2 separate regions of the Mus musculus genome follow, and region 1 is linked to region 2. A link is a loop called in an ENCODE intact Hi-C map of the cell type or tissue named here. Cell type or tissue: left cerebral cortex. All regions are shown on one strand. Links, peaks and the distances in the headings refer to the core of each region. The heading gives the core; the rest is flanking DNA.

Evidence for each region. Hi-C counts contacts between places; a loop is a spot of excess contacts. Peaks named below come from ENCODE experiments on the same cell type or tissue, not always from the same donor. Only the 100,000 strongest peaks of a DNase experiment are listed, where the experiment ranks them.
Region 1: a loop joins it to region 2, with 2.2 times the contacts of the local background. A loop is called at or near these places in 11 of 42 quality-filtered maps.

Annotation. Positions count from the first base shown.
Region 1 is chr9:66,769,096-66,777,436 of GRCm38, forward strand. It overlaps Aph1b (aph1 homolog B, gamma secretase subunit), which reads right to left. Exons shown (of 6, transcript NM_177583.4): 6 at 6,392-8,341. Among named protein-coding and RNA genes, the nearest start is that of Aph1b, 22 kb to the right of the region's middle. In left cerebral cortex, for the core only: no CTCF peak of the experiment used is centred there; a DNase peak (open chromatin) is centred at 3,339.
Region 2 is chr9:66,700,999-66,709,339 of GRCm38, forward strand. No RefSeq gene overlaps it. Among named protein-coding and RNA genes, the nearest start is that of Car12, 8.5 kb to the right of the region's middle. In left cerebral cortex, for the core only: a CTCF peak has its summit at 4,964; DNase peaks (open chromatin) are centred at 4,970 and 7,599.

The DNA.
Region 1 (8,341 bases), core at 141-8,140, 68 kb after region 2:
TGGGTCCTCTCACCTACAAGGTATTTCCAGGTACCAGACAGCTGAAGAGGCTAGGTGCTAGCAGAGTGATGCACACTAACTCTGTTGATTGCATCGTTCACTACGTTAGAGAGTGGTGCTCTTTCAGAGTGTCACAAACCCTACAAGGTTCCCTCCAAGGAGGAGTGATCTCTGGGGCATCTGCAAGAAGCAGAGGCACAATCCTTATCACTGTCTGCAGGGTACATCTGGGTATGGCCACGTTGAGCTGCCATCTACTCTGAAGGTCACCCAGCCAGGGGCTCATAGTGACTTTTATGACTCAGAATTGACTGTCGCACAAGACTTCAGGGAGATATGAGGCTGGGTGCCATGGGGACAACTCCTCCCCACTTCATTACTTAATGACTTGGCACAAACAGGGGCCAAATTCCTGGCTGCGGTGAATGATTTACCATAGAACTGCTTGCCACCAGGTGACATATATTTGACTGTATTGTGTCAGTCTGACTGTAGGCCAACCAGCAGTTTGCTAGTGCCTTAAACAGCCTTGGCTGTTTCTGTGTACTTTAACTCCATGAAGCAACCACCCAGGGAAACATGGAGCACTGCTTTCATCTCCTTAGTGGGAAACAAGTATCTGGCTGGCTAGCTATCGACCATTGCGGTCTTCATTAGCAGAACTAGGGGGCCCTCCTCCGGCTACATAAAGCACCCTACTCTCTCTTTGTTTCTCTTTCTCTCTCTCTGTCTCTCCAACTCTGTCTCCTTGGCTCTCTGTCTCTAGTTATGTATGTATGTATGTATGTATGTATGTATTACATATGTATACATGTATGTATGATGTATGTATGTGGGGGATGTATGTGTGTGTGTACATGTGTTTTCAGGAAGTTGCCATAGAGCACATACAGATATCCGAGGACAACTTGCAGGAGTCATTTTTCTCGTTCCAACCATGTTGGTCCTATGAGTCCACCTCATGCCCTTGGGCTCACTAGCAGGTACTTTTACCCAGATCCATCTTTATGGTCTGGAAGTACTTGTTTGTAATAGAACTCACCATCCTTGCCTTGGTCATGCAATGATTCCAGACACTGAAAACCCTAAATGATTTCTAGAAAGGTAACAACCTCCTGCCTCCAATCTGTTTGGTGGCATTCAACTTTGACTTCTAGTCAGGTACAGTCTGAGCCAGCATCACCAACTGCAGTGGGCAGAGGAGCTGGCTCAGCTCCCAGGGGATGATAAGCTTTACCTCTTATTTAAGTAAAACTAAATTCCCAAGGCCACGTTTAGGTCTTTTCCTAAAGCAGGTCTAGAGAAAAACAGTAAACGCACACAGTGTGAGTGTGTGCTTCTCCGTCAGTACTTGGATATCATTTCATATGAGAGAAATCTGAAGAATATAAACATAGCGACAGGAAGCAGGTCAGCGGTTGCCTGGGGAGGTGGAGTGGTATGTGTATATATGTGTATGTAAGGACTAACTACACAAGTATATGAGAAGCAGCTGAACTGGTGACTACGCTCATTATTTTGGTTTCCCCATGTATGTCAAGAATGTACAAATTTTACACTTTAAATAGAAGCCTAATTACAGCAACTACATAATTCAGAAAATATGGGGGGAAGGGGGACCCACATAAGGACAAACCATCCTATCTCCTCTTTGCCACCAAGCAGGAGAGATTTGGCCAGAGCTGTGTCACCTTCACTTAGACCCCCACTACAGGCAGGAGTGAGCTCTCTCTTCACTTGGCCAGCTATGACCTCTGAGTACTGTAAGTCAAACTCATAATTTCCACTGGAGTTCACCCCTTTCAAACATTAATTCTTTTAATGGCCTACAGTGTACACAACACACAGAGGATCCCTGGGCTCAAGGGCATTCTGAGGCCTCTACAGCAACTCAGTGATGACACAGCCAACTTGGAGAAGCAAAGGCTTTTCTAGTGAAACATATAGCACAACCAGGTAGCTTCTCTGATTAAACCAGGTCTCACATGTCTTAGTGTCTCTTCTTGTGACTAACAGAGAACCATTCGAATCCTTTCCATGGAGGGCCATGGAGCCATTAACACACTCAGTTCAGGAGCTTGTCACTCCCTTTTAACCACTGGTGAATTGAAGATAGTATCCTCCTATCAGTGAGAGCAGCTTTCAACTATCTCACATACCATCTCATTTGAAAGCAAAGCTTTAAAGAATTGTCTGCTAAGTGTAGAATAAGTGGTGGGGATTCTAGCATAAGACAAAAGCCATTGACTATAATATAAAGTTATCTGAACATAATGCTATGTTGTCCATTAACAGAAGAATGGCTAACCAAATAATGGCAATTTTTTTATTGAATAGAATTTTGCAAATACTGATACTCACTAAAACAAATGAATCCTGGGAATTGTTGGGCAAAAGAATCTAGAGGCAGAAATATAATAGTTCATGTTATTCTAGTTAAAGTTCAAAAAAGAACAAGACAGTTTTGAAAATTAAAAATTCTATATATTTGAGTGTATGTGGAGAAGACGCACAAAGGCCATGGTGGGCATGTGGAGATTGGAGGACAAGACCGTGGAGTCACTTCTCCTACTTTTACATGGGTTCTAGGAATTGAATTCAAGTCGCCAGGCTTGTGCAGCAAACACCTCCATCCACTGAGCCATCTTGATGGCCCCAAACAAGCACAATTTATCGCTGATGATAGACACGAGAGCCACTAGTTGTGTCTGTGTGAGTGGCTTGAAAGGAGGAAGAACAACCATTAGGGAAAGGATATGTCCTGTGTCTTGGCAGGAGAGGAGTATTAAGAGTACACAGGGGCAAATATGTACATATATTCCATTACAAATCATTTTATTGAATGTAAATTATCCCCTGATTTAAGAATAAAACATGTAAGGGATTGTGGTGGAGAAAGTCACTCACTTACCTTTCTAAGTCTAATAACGTCAGGTAAGACTTCTCACAGGAAATGACACTTGAGAAAGACCTTGAAGCCTAGATGCTTCCTAGTTGGAGCTAAAAAAAGAATAAAAATGTGGAGGCATTCATGGCACAACTAAAGGAAGCTCCAAGGGTGTATTTGAGAATATGGGCCTTTAAGAGAATATTGAAGAAGGGAGAGTAGGTCTTTGACTCATTTTGAATTGACTTTTATACAGAGTGAGATATCCTAATTTCATTCTTCTGTATGTGGGTATTGTGTTTTCTCAGCTTTATTTGAAGAGACTCTTTTTCTCCAATGTTTGTTTTTCAAAACATCTTTGCCAGAAATTAGCGGGCCCCGGCTCTGCGTTTATTTCTGGGTACTCTTTCTTCTACTCTATCAGTGTACGTATCTGTTCTGCTGCCAGTGCCATGCTGTTGCTGTTGCTATGGATGAATGGTATAAAGAATGTTCAAGTCCTTAGTCACCAGGGAAATGCAAATCAGAACAACTCTGAGGTTCCACGGCTAAGATAAAGAACCGAACCTCCAAGCGCTATATTATGTAAGAAAAGAGCAAGTGTACTTCCGTCCTCATTACTGATTTTAGGGGGAAAAATGTTTCTCAGAGCCTCATATTACCTGAAGAAAGGCTTTCTCCAATTGCACTCCCCTGTCTTATCCACTAAGGAGAAAACTAAGAGAAAGTCCAGGAGGAATTTCAATGAAAAGCTGATAATTTTAAGACTATGGGACAGTGGTTCTTAACATATGGGTCCTGACCCCTTTTGGGGAGGTTGCATATCAGATATCCTGCATATCAAATATTTATATTGTGATTCATAACAGTAGCAAAATTACAGTATTGTATTAAAGGAATTGTATTAAAGGGTCAAAGCATTAGGAAGATTGAAAATCACTGTTTTATGACTCCCATACTGCTGCAACAACAGAACGCCAGTATTGGTATACTGCAGTATTGGTATACAGTCTCTAAAATAAGCATTAAGGAAGGCCGCAGTCAAGAGGAGAGGAGAACAAAAGCACCCCCAAGGGTCCCCAAGTTTCTGGCACAAACAGACAACAAACCTAAGGAACCCTGTTTCTGGCTACAAATAATCAACAAACATTATAGACTAATCCAATGCAGTTTAACATGAAACTCATCGTGATAGTTGTTTTACTTACGAGGTGATTCTAGCTCTTGACAGATAGTGAAAAGTAATATTAAGAAGCAAGAAAGAGGTGACTAGGAAGGTTGCGCAGTGATTAAAGCACCTATATGAGAGTGGGTACAGGCGTTCAGATTTGCAGAACCCATGTAAATGCCAGGTGGGCATGGCAGCTTACTTGTAATTCCAGCCTTGGGAGGCAGACAGGGGACTCCCAGGGCAAGCTGGATAGCAAGTAGCCATATTAGCAAGTATTGGCTTTGATTGAGAGACCTTGCCTCAAGAAATAAGATGGAAGAACAACCTATAGCCAAGGCTGATTCTCGACAGCAACTTCAGCATGCACGTGCATGAGCCCCATGTACAAATACGCAAGCATGTGCACACACAGAAACACATGCACCTTCCAAAAACACATGGAAATAGAAAAAGAGGCAAGAAGAAAAGCTGTCTGAAAAAAAAAAACAGATTTTTATATTTTTCTTTTTTCAAATATGTATTTATATTTATTCAATATGTATGAGCGTTTACTTGCATATATGTATATGTACCACATGAATTCAGTGCCCTCAGAACAAAGAGGAGGGTGTCAGAACCCCTGGAATTGGAGTCACAGAAAATTGTGAACCAGTATGTGGATGCTGGGAACTGAACCTGTGTCCTCTGCGAGAGAGCAAGTGTTCTTAAACAATAAGCCACCGCTCCAAGCCCAGATTTTCTATTTTCTGAATAAGCTCTGTGAGTATTTCTTAAACCTCATTCATTTAATCTGAAATTTAAAAGTATTATTTGTAGTCATGCACATGTAGATATGCCTATATGTAGCATGTGAGCTACATGTGAGCACATGTACATACATACATGTGAGCACTGATGCCCATGGAGGCCAGAGTGCTGGATCCCTTTGAAGTTGGAGCTCCATATGATTCTGAGCTGCCAGACATGGTTGCTGGAGACAAAATTTAGTTCCTTTGGAAAAACAGTACACTGTTCTTAACAGCAGAGCCATCTCTCCAGCCCCTCAACTAAAAATTTAAATTTATTGACATTAAGTTGACCTCAGTATTCCCTTTTTATTAATATGAGATCTCTAGTAGTAATGTTGCACTCTCATTTTTGTTCTTAGCTATGTTGTTTCTTCGTCCTTTAGCTTTAGTTTTTCCTAATTTTTGATTTTGAACATCTGTATTTATCTGATAAGCCTTGGATGCCAAATATATCCCTCTCTCCTCACTTCCTAGGGACTTTGATGTGGCAACTGTTTTCCTTCCTACTGAATCATTCCCATCATAACACATTTCCAACATAGCTACTGTAGCTCCCCCTTCTCCTCAGGCTCTCCTCCCCCTCTATAACACTGTACACAGGAGACTGGCATGTCCTCCCATTCTCTAGAACCCGCCCATTTAGGTGATCAGCCTTTTTTCCACGGTGAAATTGTTTCCATAAAGGTCACCAGCAACTTTCATCTCTCTTCACATTACCATCCGCTCCTGCTGTTCTTACTCTTCAGTCAGCAGTAATTGACAGCTTTTGCTCTTGCTCCCAGCATACTACCCCTACGGGTTTTCTCCCTCCCTCCCTCCCTCCCTCCCTCCCCCTCCCTTCTAACTTCTCCCTGTTCCAGCACTCACATGAATTCCTGCCCCATGGTTCTCAGCCAGCACTTGTTATTTTTTATCTATATAAACTGTCCAGTGCCCTTCATCCTTCTGAAATCTAAAATAGTATTATTCAAGCCTTTTATGTTACTCATAATTAGCAGCATATGTTATAATTTCCTTAACACAATAGTTACAGATTTTTGAGACAGGGTGTCACTGTAGCTCAAGCTGGTTTGAAGTGACTCACCCTCATAGACCCTGGGACTACAGGTGTGAGCTTCATGACTGGCTAAAACGTAGATGTTTTCATTTATGTGGTTAACTCTAAGCTTTCTAGTGACCAAAGACTCTATAGTATCCATGTTTCTTCCATTCTTTAAACCTGTCTAAACAGTCTGTGTGAAAGGCAAACCCCCAAGAAAGAACTATACACTCCACTTTTTATTTTATACAAATACATTTTTAAAGTATAGTTTTACAAGACTTACCATGATTTACACTTAAATAACAAATACCAGTTACTTGTATCAGTGACTTGTATAAGTGACTTGTATAAGTCACTGAGCCTTAAAGTCTTGGGACTCACACATTAAAATGTCTGTTGAACAGAATACAAGTGTTCTACTCAAATGTGGACAATAAGACAACTGAGCAGTTCTTCTATTCTAATTTTTGATGAGATGAAGACAAAATATTTTTATTTTTTCTAATAGAGGATTCTCACATCTGAGGGTGGTCATCAGGAAATCTCCATTCTAACTAATCCTCAAATAATGACATCTAGCAAGACTCACAACTTTATTGAGAAAGGGCCAAAGAGACTGTAGCCGACTCTGAGCTGACTTGGGAAATGTGCCCCTCCTCACCTGTGTTACAGGCTCAGAGGTATTGGCCCTGAAGCTGGATCATCCGGGAAGATGATCAGTATAAACCTGGAGCAGCCTCATTCAAACAGAGCCAACTGATTCCAGTGATAGATCCTCCCAGTTTCCTGAACCTCCTGTCTGAGGGTAAAGGCCACACACAACCTCTCAGGTGCTTCGTCTCCTCTCTAAGGGGAGGGAAAGTGACAAGACTAAGCTATTCAAAGCTGCCAAGTAGAAGCTAAATCATGGTTAATTTCACCGGCTTCTGTCTTCAGCTACTGCTCTGTGATGTTTTGTAAGTTCACTCTTTCACAATTACTTAGAGATTTTTCAAAGTAAAGCTCCAAGATCTTTGAGGTTTTTTTTTTTTTTCTCTACTTGGATTAAGAAGCCACAAGGAACATCTTTGTGCCAAATTGATTCTGAATACAGAGAAATGATACATGCGTTGTGGGTTGTAAATTAGCTAATGAACTTCACTTTGAAAGTCTCGCAACTAATCAGTAACAAACAACAGAATGTACAGCCAAGTTTCAAACAAGGCAATAACTATACTAACAGATACTGAAAGATGGTCTACTCCAAATGAGGGATATCTAGAGAATGAAATGTTAAATAATGTTTTTGCTGTCCATTGGGAAAAACACAGGCCTGGAAGGTTTGCTGCTACAGGTCATAAAGGCAGGTCATACGGGTCATAAAGGGTTAACATGTAAAAATGTTACAGATGATACAGAGAGATGGTGTCCATTTCCTCTAAACATTAGAAAGGACTAAAGTAAAGCCTGTTATTAAACAAAAAGATAAATATTGTAATCATAATGAGATCCTTTAGCTAGGCGTGGTGGCACATGCCTATAAGCCCTAGCAAGGCTTCAGTGCTCACAACTACTGTTAACACCTGTTTTGACACAGGGCTGAAGCTACTGAAACAAGAACTAGGGAGAGAAAAAAATCTCTCTCACAGTACTTATGTTTACTGGGAACAAAAGCTATCTTCTGAGCAGTCTGAAGACACTGTCCTCACTTCCCTGGAGCACATTTCATCAAGATGTTCTGAAAATGTCACTACTGCTGCACTGCTAGCCCGGCAAGCGAAAGGACAGACAGGTGGACACACCTCCAGTGAAGAGCACTGGTTCAAACAAACTAAGGATAAATGTGGCTTATGTGAAATTACAACTGAATCTATCCCGGCTATTCACATGGTCAATGCATCTCTGTTACTCAAGCACTAAAACAATATTCAAAATCCCAAGGTCAATTTTATGTGCATTTTCTCTCTCTTCACAGAAAACCTGTGTGGAACACAGCATACAACATCCAGGCTACTCCTTTTCAATTATTAATAAGAGCAGCACTTCAATGTGTATGTGTAAGACTCCACCTCCCTCAGGCTTCCTAGGTAAGGTGCAAAGCAGGCTACGGAAACAGCTCTGCCTGAGCTACACAGCAGCACTCACAGTATAAGAACAACCACAGGCAAACAAGGACTATTCAATAATTCAACTGAGTTTCACTAGGCAAATTTCCTTCTCATGTGTGTTGGTTCTGTTTTTGAATATGTATGGTCCTGCCTGTGTGGGCATATGAATACAGTCGCAGTTGAAGGCCAGATGCATTGGATCTCCTAGAGCTGTAGTTAGAAGTGGTTGTGAGCTGCTCAAAGGGGGTTCTTGGAACTGAACTTGGATCCTCTGAAAGAGCAGTATGTGTGCTTAGCCAGTGAGCCATCTTCCCAGCCATTCATCTGAGTTTTTTTAATTAATTGAGATTGTATAATAGCCTCATT
Region 2 (8,341 bases), core at 186-8,185:
TTCTTCCTCCTCCTCTCTCTCCCCCAACCAGGTCACTCCAAACCCACCTACCTCTAATCCCTCCAGTAACTCACTGAAGCCAGTTTTATTTAACCAATAGTTTAAAATCAAGGAGCAAGGTTTACACAACAGAAACTTATAGCCAGGAGAAGCTACTCGTTGGCCTAGACTTTCCGTTATAGATAGCAGTAGACCAAATCTCAACAAGGGGACGTGGACGGTAAAGAGATAGAGGGTCAAGTGAGCAGCTGGCTCAGGACAAAGTGGTCTACTGGCTGGGTCACATGAATTTGGAACCACTATAGAAGTGGAAACTGATTCTACTCAGCCGAGTCCTGGAGGCTCTGGGCAGTGTTATAAAACAAGAAAAAGAGGCAATGGACATACGAATTTCAAAATAAATGACAAACTGTCCTTATTTCATGTATATTCTAATTATTCGCATACCAGATTTGATCGGTTAAGAGGCACCTCAGTTAGCCATGTGTCTAGGGTTTGAGATCTAACACTATGCAGACCACAGAAGAAACAGGGAAATGATTGAATATCCATGCTCAGCAAGAATGTCAGGAACAGATCTGCTCACAGAAAGCAATAGAGCTCTATTACCCATCTCCAAAACGGCTTCTCTCAACCACAAACAGGACAACTGCAGAGAGCCACAACTAGATACATGCAAAGCTCCATGAGTCTGGAGGAGGCCCACTCCAATGGATACATCTGTTGCACAGCTCCTACACGGATGGCTCAGGGAACGTCACAGAAGAAGGGGTAGAAAGATGGTAAAAGCCAGAATAGCAGGAAGTCTGTTGTAAGACTGCTTCTCTTGGACACAGCTGCACAAACAAGACCTGAACAATGGCAGTATCAATAGACATGCTAATGTGGAGGAGGGGAGATCTCATGGGGTTCCCATCCAAGAGAAAGCCAGAGATAGTCAGGTGATGACTGCCCAAAGAAGAGGAATTAATTTCTCCCAGGCAGGAGCCCCATCCCCCCATGGTTATCCAGTACAAAGTGGTCAGCCCAGAACCCATATCAAACAAGAATGGACCCAGCAGGTTCTATTTATATAATTGTGTGTGTGTGTGTGTGTGTGTGTGTGTGTATGTGTGTGTGTGTAACAGTAATAAAAAAGCTATCAATTTGAGAATGGGGCATGGGAGGGATTGAAGGGAGGAAAAGGAAGAATAGGAATAATGTAATTATATTTTAACTAAAAATGGGAGGGGAAAAATCAGTTATATTCTTCTTTACCAGCAATCTTCAACACAACAGAAAATAAGACAACTTTCATGTGAGCAACAGAACCATAATGTATCTAAAATCAGCTCAATTAAAAATTCCAGAAAGGCCAGGCAGTGGTGTTGCCTGCCTTTAATTCCAGCACTCAGGAGACAGAGGTGGGTGGATCTGCGTTTGAGGCATTGCTTCCTAGCATCTTCTTTCTCAAGAGTCTGAAGGAACTCTAGGGACGAGCATTTCCCCTCTCCACAATGGAAAGGTCTGTGAGTGAGGAGAGTTTGGGCTGCAGTGTGGACATCAGCCCCTTAGGGGAGGTTGGTGTGTTTGGTCTAGTATCACCGAAGACAGACCATGCCCTTAGATCTGGGGACAGAGCCAGATGGTGGTTGTGGCAGCAGTGGGGGCACCTTTCATTATAGCACTAGGGAGACAGAGACAGGCCTGGTCTACAGAGCAAGTTCCGGGACAGTCAGGGCTACACAGAGAAACTCTGCCTTGATAAAGCCAAATATAAATAAATAAATTCTAGAAAAGGAGAAAAACAGGAGTCTGAGAGACCTGAAATCCTATCAAACAACAAACACAAGCCCAGAAGGTTATATTTATATACTTGTGTGTGTGTGTGTGTGTGTGTGTGTGTGTGTGTGTGTGTATGTGTAGGCTCCAAGGGGTGAAGTGGTGACGGATAAGGAGTCTGCATAGTTTTCATTAGCTCTGGAACAACTAAGAGGGGAAAAGTAAGTCTTATGGGAAGATGCTTTTAAAATGTGGACTCACAAAACTGGAAGGAAAGATGGCAGAAAAGAGCCGGGCTCAGAGTGACAAATCTATGCTCTTTGCTGTCTTGGTCAGCAGGCCGCACATACGAAAGTCCTTCCTGATGAGTCCCATGGCAGGGGGGTGTGCAGCTCCCTGGAGCTCCTGCAGAAACAGCTCCTTGCTGACTAAGGCTGGCCCGAGGCCCACTAGCCAGCTTCCAGCATGGAACCAGCTCAGCCCTGGCCTGTGGAGGGTGCCCTGCTGGGAGATGGAGGGTGTGGGGCAGCAGAGCTGCCCACAGGCTACAAACACAAAGGTTGAGCCTGGTAAAACCTTGGGGTGGCAGATATTGGAGGCAGAGAGCTGTGATAGATACATTTCTCACATAGAACCTTCCTCTGGACTCCCTCACTAACTGCAAGATTGCCCTGACTCTGAGCAATAGCAGAATATCTGAGAGAAGTCTCAGCAATGGCCCAGTACTTATGGTGTTTCATAAGTAGACTAATAACTTGAATATTTGCATGTGTCTCTGTTAGGGTTTTACTGCTGTGAACAGACACCACGATCAAGGCAACTCTTATAAGAACATTTAATGGGGGCTGGCTTACACGTTCAGAGGTTCAGTCCATTATCATCAAGGCGGGAGCATGGCAGCATCCAGGCAGGCATGGTACAGGCTGAGCTGAGAGTTCAGCATCCTGTTCCAAAGGCAAACAGGAGAAGACTGGCTTCCAGGGAGCTAGGATGAGGGTCTTAAAGCACATGGCCACAGTGACACACTTCCTTCAACGGCCACACCTACTTCAACAAGTCCACACCTCCTAATAGTGCCACTCCCTGGGCCTAACATTCAAACCACCATAGCATGCAAAACTATTTGGGCAAAAAAACAAAAATAAAATACAAAATACAAAAAAAAAAAAAACCCAAACAATAAAAACCCATATCAAACCAAACCACTTATGTGACACACTGCAGTTTCCAATGCTCTAGGATAAATGAATATTTGATGGAGACATGGTGGAAATGCTAGGTGTGAGAGAAGCCTGCTGTAGACAGGGAAACACAGAGTTGCTGAGTTAGGTCAACACGGTTGTGACAGCAGCCCGGGCTTGCCCTCTAACTCAGCCCCTGAACAACATGCTGCCCAGACACATGCACAACTGCCCTGGTTCTGAGCAACAGCAGATGTCCAGTATGAAGAACTGTTCATATTCTGGATTGGATCTTCTCAAAAGACCTTTATGGTCCAAGCTGCCCCTGGAAGCCACTTGGTATCTGTGGTCTGATGCCCTTGTCCATGTTGCAGCCTGAGGTTCATGTGGATGTCAGTGGTGTTACAGCAGCCAGGATGTTTCTGCTGATGTTCCTGGCCAAGTTACCACTAAAGGCCATACAGATGTTGTCGGTTTGGGCTGCCCCTGAGGCCATGCTGATGTTTGTGGACGCTGCTGAGGGGCCATGCTGCTATGAGTGGGTAGCCATCTGAGACGTGTTAATGGGTATAGCCTATCATGCTACTGCTGAGGGCCATGTCTGGGTCCCCAGTCCTACCTCAGCTGGGGTCTGTGGCCAGTATTGCCACTGAAGGCCATCTGGGTATCTAGATGTCTGTGATCTGTACTGCTGCAGAGAGCCATGTTGACGTGAGAATCCTGCACTGCTACCTGACGCCATATTAATATCTTTGATCCGTACTGTTGTCAGGGCTAGGATGGTGTCCGTGGCCTGTGCAGTGGAAGAGGGTCATGTTGATGTCCATGGTCTGAACTGCCACAGGAGACCATGTTGACATCAGAGACCATGTGGGTGTCCATGGTCTGTGCTATCATGTTCAAGTCCATGACCTGCTGACTATAAAGATCAAGGGAGCTACTTTTTCTATGATATTGATGATTGCAGACATACAGTTGAGAAAGAGGGACATGAAAGGTCAACCGGCACAGCTACATAATAAAACATTTACATAGAACAAAGGTAAGAAAGTGCTAAAAATGTACATGAGTGTGCATATGCAATTGATGTGTAGCAGACAAATCAACAGGAAGGGGTGACTGCTGCATAGATAGTGTAGGGGACTGGCTCACTACATAGAAGAATTATGGTTGATCCCTAACTTCAAATACCACCATAAACAAACATGAGCTGCAGACCAACTAAAGAATCCAGTGTGTGTGTGTGTGTGTGTGTGTGTGTGTGTATGTGTTTTGGGAACAAAAATTAGCTCTTTGTTTCTCTTCTCTTCTCCCCTCCTCTCTCTTTCTTTCTTTCTTTCTTTCTTTCTTTCTTTCTTTCTTTCTTTCTTTCTTTCTTTCTTTCTTTCTTTCTTTCTTTCTTTCTTTCTATCTCACTATGTAACCCTGGGTGGCCTGGACTTTGCTATGTTGAGCATCCTGGCTACTAACAGAGATTTACCTGCTCCTGCCTTTCAAGTGAGATTTATTTTTATGTGTTTACCTGTATGGGTGGGTATTGTATACCATATGCATGCAGTACCCTTGAAGGCCAGAAGAGGCCATTGGATTCCCCTGTAGCTGGAATTATAGGCAGTTGTGAACAGTCATGTGGGTGAGGTGAGCCAAACTGGGTTCTTTGCAGGAGCAGTAAATGCTCTTAACTACATGTTTTAACTACTGAAAACATGTCTCCAGTTCCTCAATGTAAGTTCTTGTAGCAGTGTAGTACATGTGAGACAACATATTTGCCCCAAGGTTATCAGGAGTTTTTTAATTGACATGGACAATAAAGAGAACAAGATGTAAAAAAGTGAAGAATTGATGGGTATAGGATGGATTATTGGGCTTTCTCTGCCTTTAAAACATTACATGTAAATAACTTTGTTTCTAAAACTCATGTGGCTGAGTTATTTCATTGTTGCAGGTCAACATACAAAGTTGTTTCCTGTCTCTCCCAGGGCACTTTGCCCATCATCATGTTGCTCACTACTCCCCTCCAGTGGATGGATCTGGAATTACCTTTCATTGCCCTGTACCTCCTCTTTTGTTTAGACAAGGCTACAAAGGAGGATAGCTCCTTCCACCACTTCTCTGCTCTCTTCCTTACCACTTCCCTTCTAGGGGCAGCTAGTCACATAAGACTGCTGTGATCTGGGCACGATGATGTGTGCCCGCAATCTAGTACTCAGGAAACAGAAAGCTGATGCTCTCAAGGCTGGTCTAGGCTGTGTGTGCAAACAGCAACAAGAAAACAACAAGCTATTGTGTTGGGATTTCCATTGTTCACTATGTCTGACTGATTTACTCCCTGAGTTGGGGCTATGTTAGTTTGGTTTAATTTGGTTTTCAGAGGTGAGATGGGTCCAGGCAGTCTTGTTCCTAAAGCATGCCCAATGTCTTCATTAGCAACTCTCTGGTTACAGGTGTCAACCAACTTTGTAATTACGGATTATGGTGGTCTTCCTTCCTAAGTATTAGAAAAGATTTTTTACACATTTTCACTGGGATTAAGTGGGATTAAGTCCCTATCATAAAGATAGTGTGATTGAGGTCACCCCAGCCCCTAGAGGAAATAAAATCTGCAGAGAGAGTCCAAGTTTGTAGGACTAGAAATTTCTGATTCTTTTAACATTCTTTGGGAACTCTGGCTGTAGCATGCCATCATTTCTTCCACTCACAAAATTGTGGGTAGTAAGCAGAGGCATACAACATCAGAACCATGCTTTGTACATCATTGTTAAAAACGGTATAGACATTAGTAATCAGCCATTACTTTGTTGTTTATCTTTGGCAGAGGGTGCCATGGAGCCCAGGTTGGACTCAAACTCTCTGTGCAGCCAACACTGGCATTGAACTCCTAGTTCTCCTGCCTCTATCTCTCACGTACTGAGGTTACAGGCCCAAGCCATAAGGCTTAGCCAGTAATTCCATGCTAGTCACTTAATTACTGCCACGGAACCCCCAAATCTTCAAGTGAAGGGGTATAAAGCAGTTACTTCATGATGCATTTAGCCATCCCAGTGGTCTCGATATGCCATGTCTCCTTGGGAGGTGTCTTAGTTCACTGGTCAAGCCATCTCACACGAGAGAACTATGATGCCCTACCAACCACCAGTCAAATCTTTAGCCAACACAGGGCTTGGGAGGAAATTAGATCCAGCAAGACTGGCTGCTGGCCAGAGAGGCACCTCAATTCTATGGGCCCAGGGAGAAGCTCTCTCTACTCATCTTTGTCTATCCATGTTACAAAGCCAGCTGTATAAACTGCTGCCCCAGACTCTCCTCCCTGAGCACTGTTAGGCCTCAGCGCCTAAGTGAGGTGGCCCAGCTTAGTGCATCAACTCCAGTTGAAAGAGAAGAAGAAAAATCACAGGCATGCTCCTCCAACCCACTCGTAGGGATGGTTGCACACCGACGTGCAGGCAACTGGGGGTTGCTTGCCAGGTTTCTTTGGAAGTACCTGAAATGAGGGAGCAGATCTCGAAGTCCTGAGGTTGTAGACAGCTAGAGTGGAAGTACTTGTATACTCGAGCACAGAGGAAATTTCCAGCTTCTTCCAAGCCTATGTGGCAGTAGCTCTGAGTCCCCCACATCAGACTTTCCCTGCGACCCAGTGCCTGTGAGCCTACTGTTTAGAAGGTGTCTTATTTCAATAGAATGACTGGGGCCAATATATAGAACCACGGAGAAAACTGTATCTGGAAGTTTTTGCCTGTTCATCCCTGAAGGCCCATGGAAGTTGGTGAGGTTGCCCACACCAAGTATGGAATTACGGGACAAAATTACTGGCCTCTTCCTCCTTCAGCCATGCAGGGCCTTTTAAGAGAACTACATGTATGCAGTGTTAAGCATGCCCCCGTGCCACATTTAAATATGCCTAGCTTATTATATTACTTCTTGATGGCTCTGTGGGGGTGTATTTACTATAGCCCTTGTATCTTTGCTATCTTAAATTATTGTTATCATTTTGAATTTTTGAAGTGGTGTTTGTCTGTAAAGCCCAGGCTTGCTGTGAACGTGTGCTCTCCCTGCTGCCGACTCCTGGGTGCTGGGGTTACAGGGATACTGTCCCCACTCCTCAGACAGTATCTGAAGATACTCAGAGCAGAAGGCTGCGTGCCCAAGGTCATGTAGGACAGCGAGTGGTGTGGAGATGCAAACCCAAGCTCTTTCTCCCCTGTGCCTTTCTGTCTGACTCAGTGAAAGCTGCTGGGTTTGATATTAGGACTGTTTAATTTATGTTTCACTTACGAGCTTCATGGAATGTGAGCTGTCCTGCACTGTGAAGGGAGGACATGCTTTGGATCAATTCCAAGACCAGGATCTGAGACTCCTGAGGTTAGCGGAGAGTGGATTCAGCAAGCAGGTATGCAGGGAGACGTGGCTGCAAGAAATCCAAGCTATAATGGTTAAATTCTATCTCCCAAGCCGGCTTCATGTCAGCTAACCATGATTTCCTAGATACCTGGAAAGAGGTAAGGCTCATCCTCTTAAAATGATAAATTATCTTGTGTGTAGAATTGTGAACTTTCATGGTTTTTAAATTAATTATGCAGTATTTTGTAAAGACTGATTAACATACATCATTGCACGTTCAACAGGAGCGTAGCAGCTGAAGAATTCCACGGCCAAGTAACTGAGCCAGCCTCACCATGGTAACTGGAGGCAGTGATGGGCTGAGAGTTTCCACACTGGAATCCAGGAATCCACGAATACAGTTTTCATTTTCATTAGAAAATTAAGGCTGAGATTCTCCAAACTTCCTTTTATTCCAAGCTGGCTCAGGAGCGATGAGAGAGAGAGAGAGAGAGAGAGAGAGAGACAGAGACAGAGACAGAGACAGAGACAGAGACAGAGACAGACACACACACACACAGATTTATTTGATTTTTTTTCCAAAGCACTTTCACACATATGGGCCCAAACCTGTAGGGGGTTAGACATTCTTGTTCCAACTAAGAGGTCAGAAAACAGAGGCATACACAGGGTGAGAGGCTTGTGAAGGTTCTAGGGCTGGTTCCTGGCAGAGCCAGGAGTTTGGCACTGTTTCCTCCGGGTCACACTGTCCTCTTACTGATCCTGCCTGAAACTGAGCAGAGTAGAGCTGCAGTTCACACAGAGGTTATGAATCCATGCCCTCGCTGCATGGCATGAAGAAAGCTGTAAAACTCGCTGCGTTTTCACATCCCCATCAATGAGCCTGCACAAGTTTGGACATAGAAGTCTGCCCAGTGAGAGCCAGCTTAGTCTTTTTTCCTTCTTCTTTCTTCCTGCCCCATCCCTCTCCTTTGTCTTCCTCCCCACCTTCTTTTCTGGTTGAAGCACAGCTCATTAACAGAACAAGTAGCTGTGCAGAGAGCTCATGTTCTCCCCCTTCG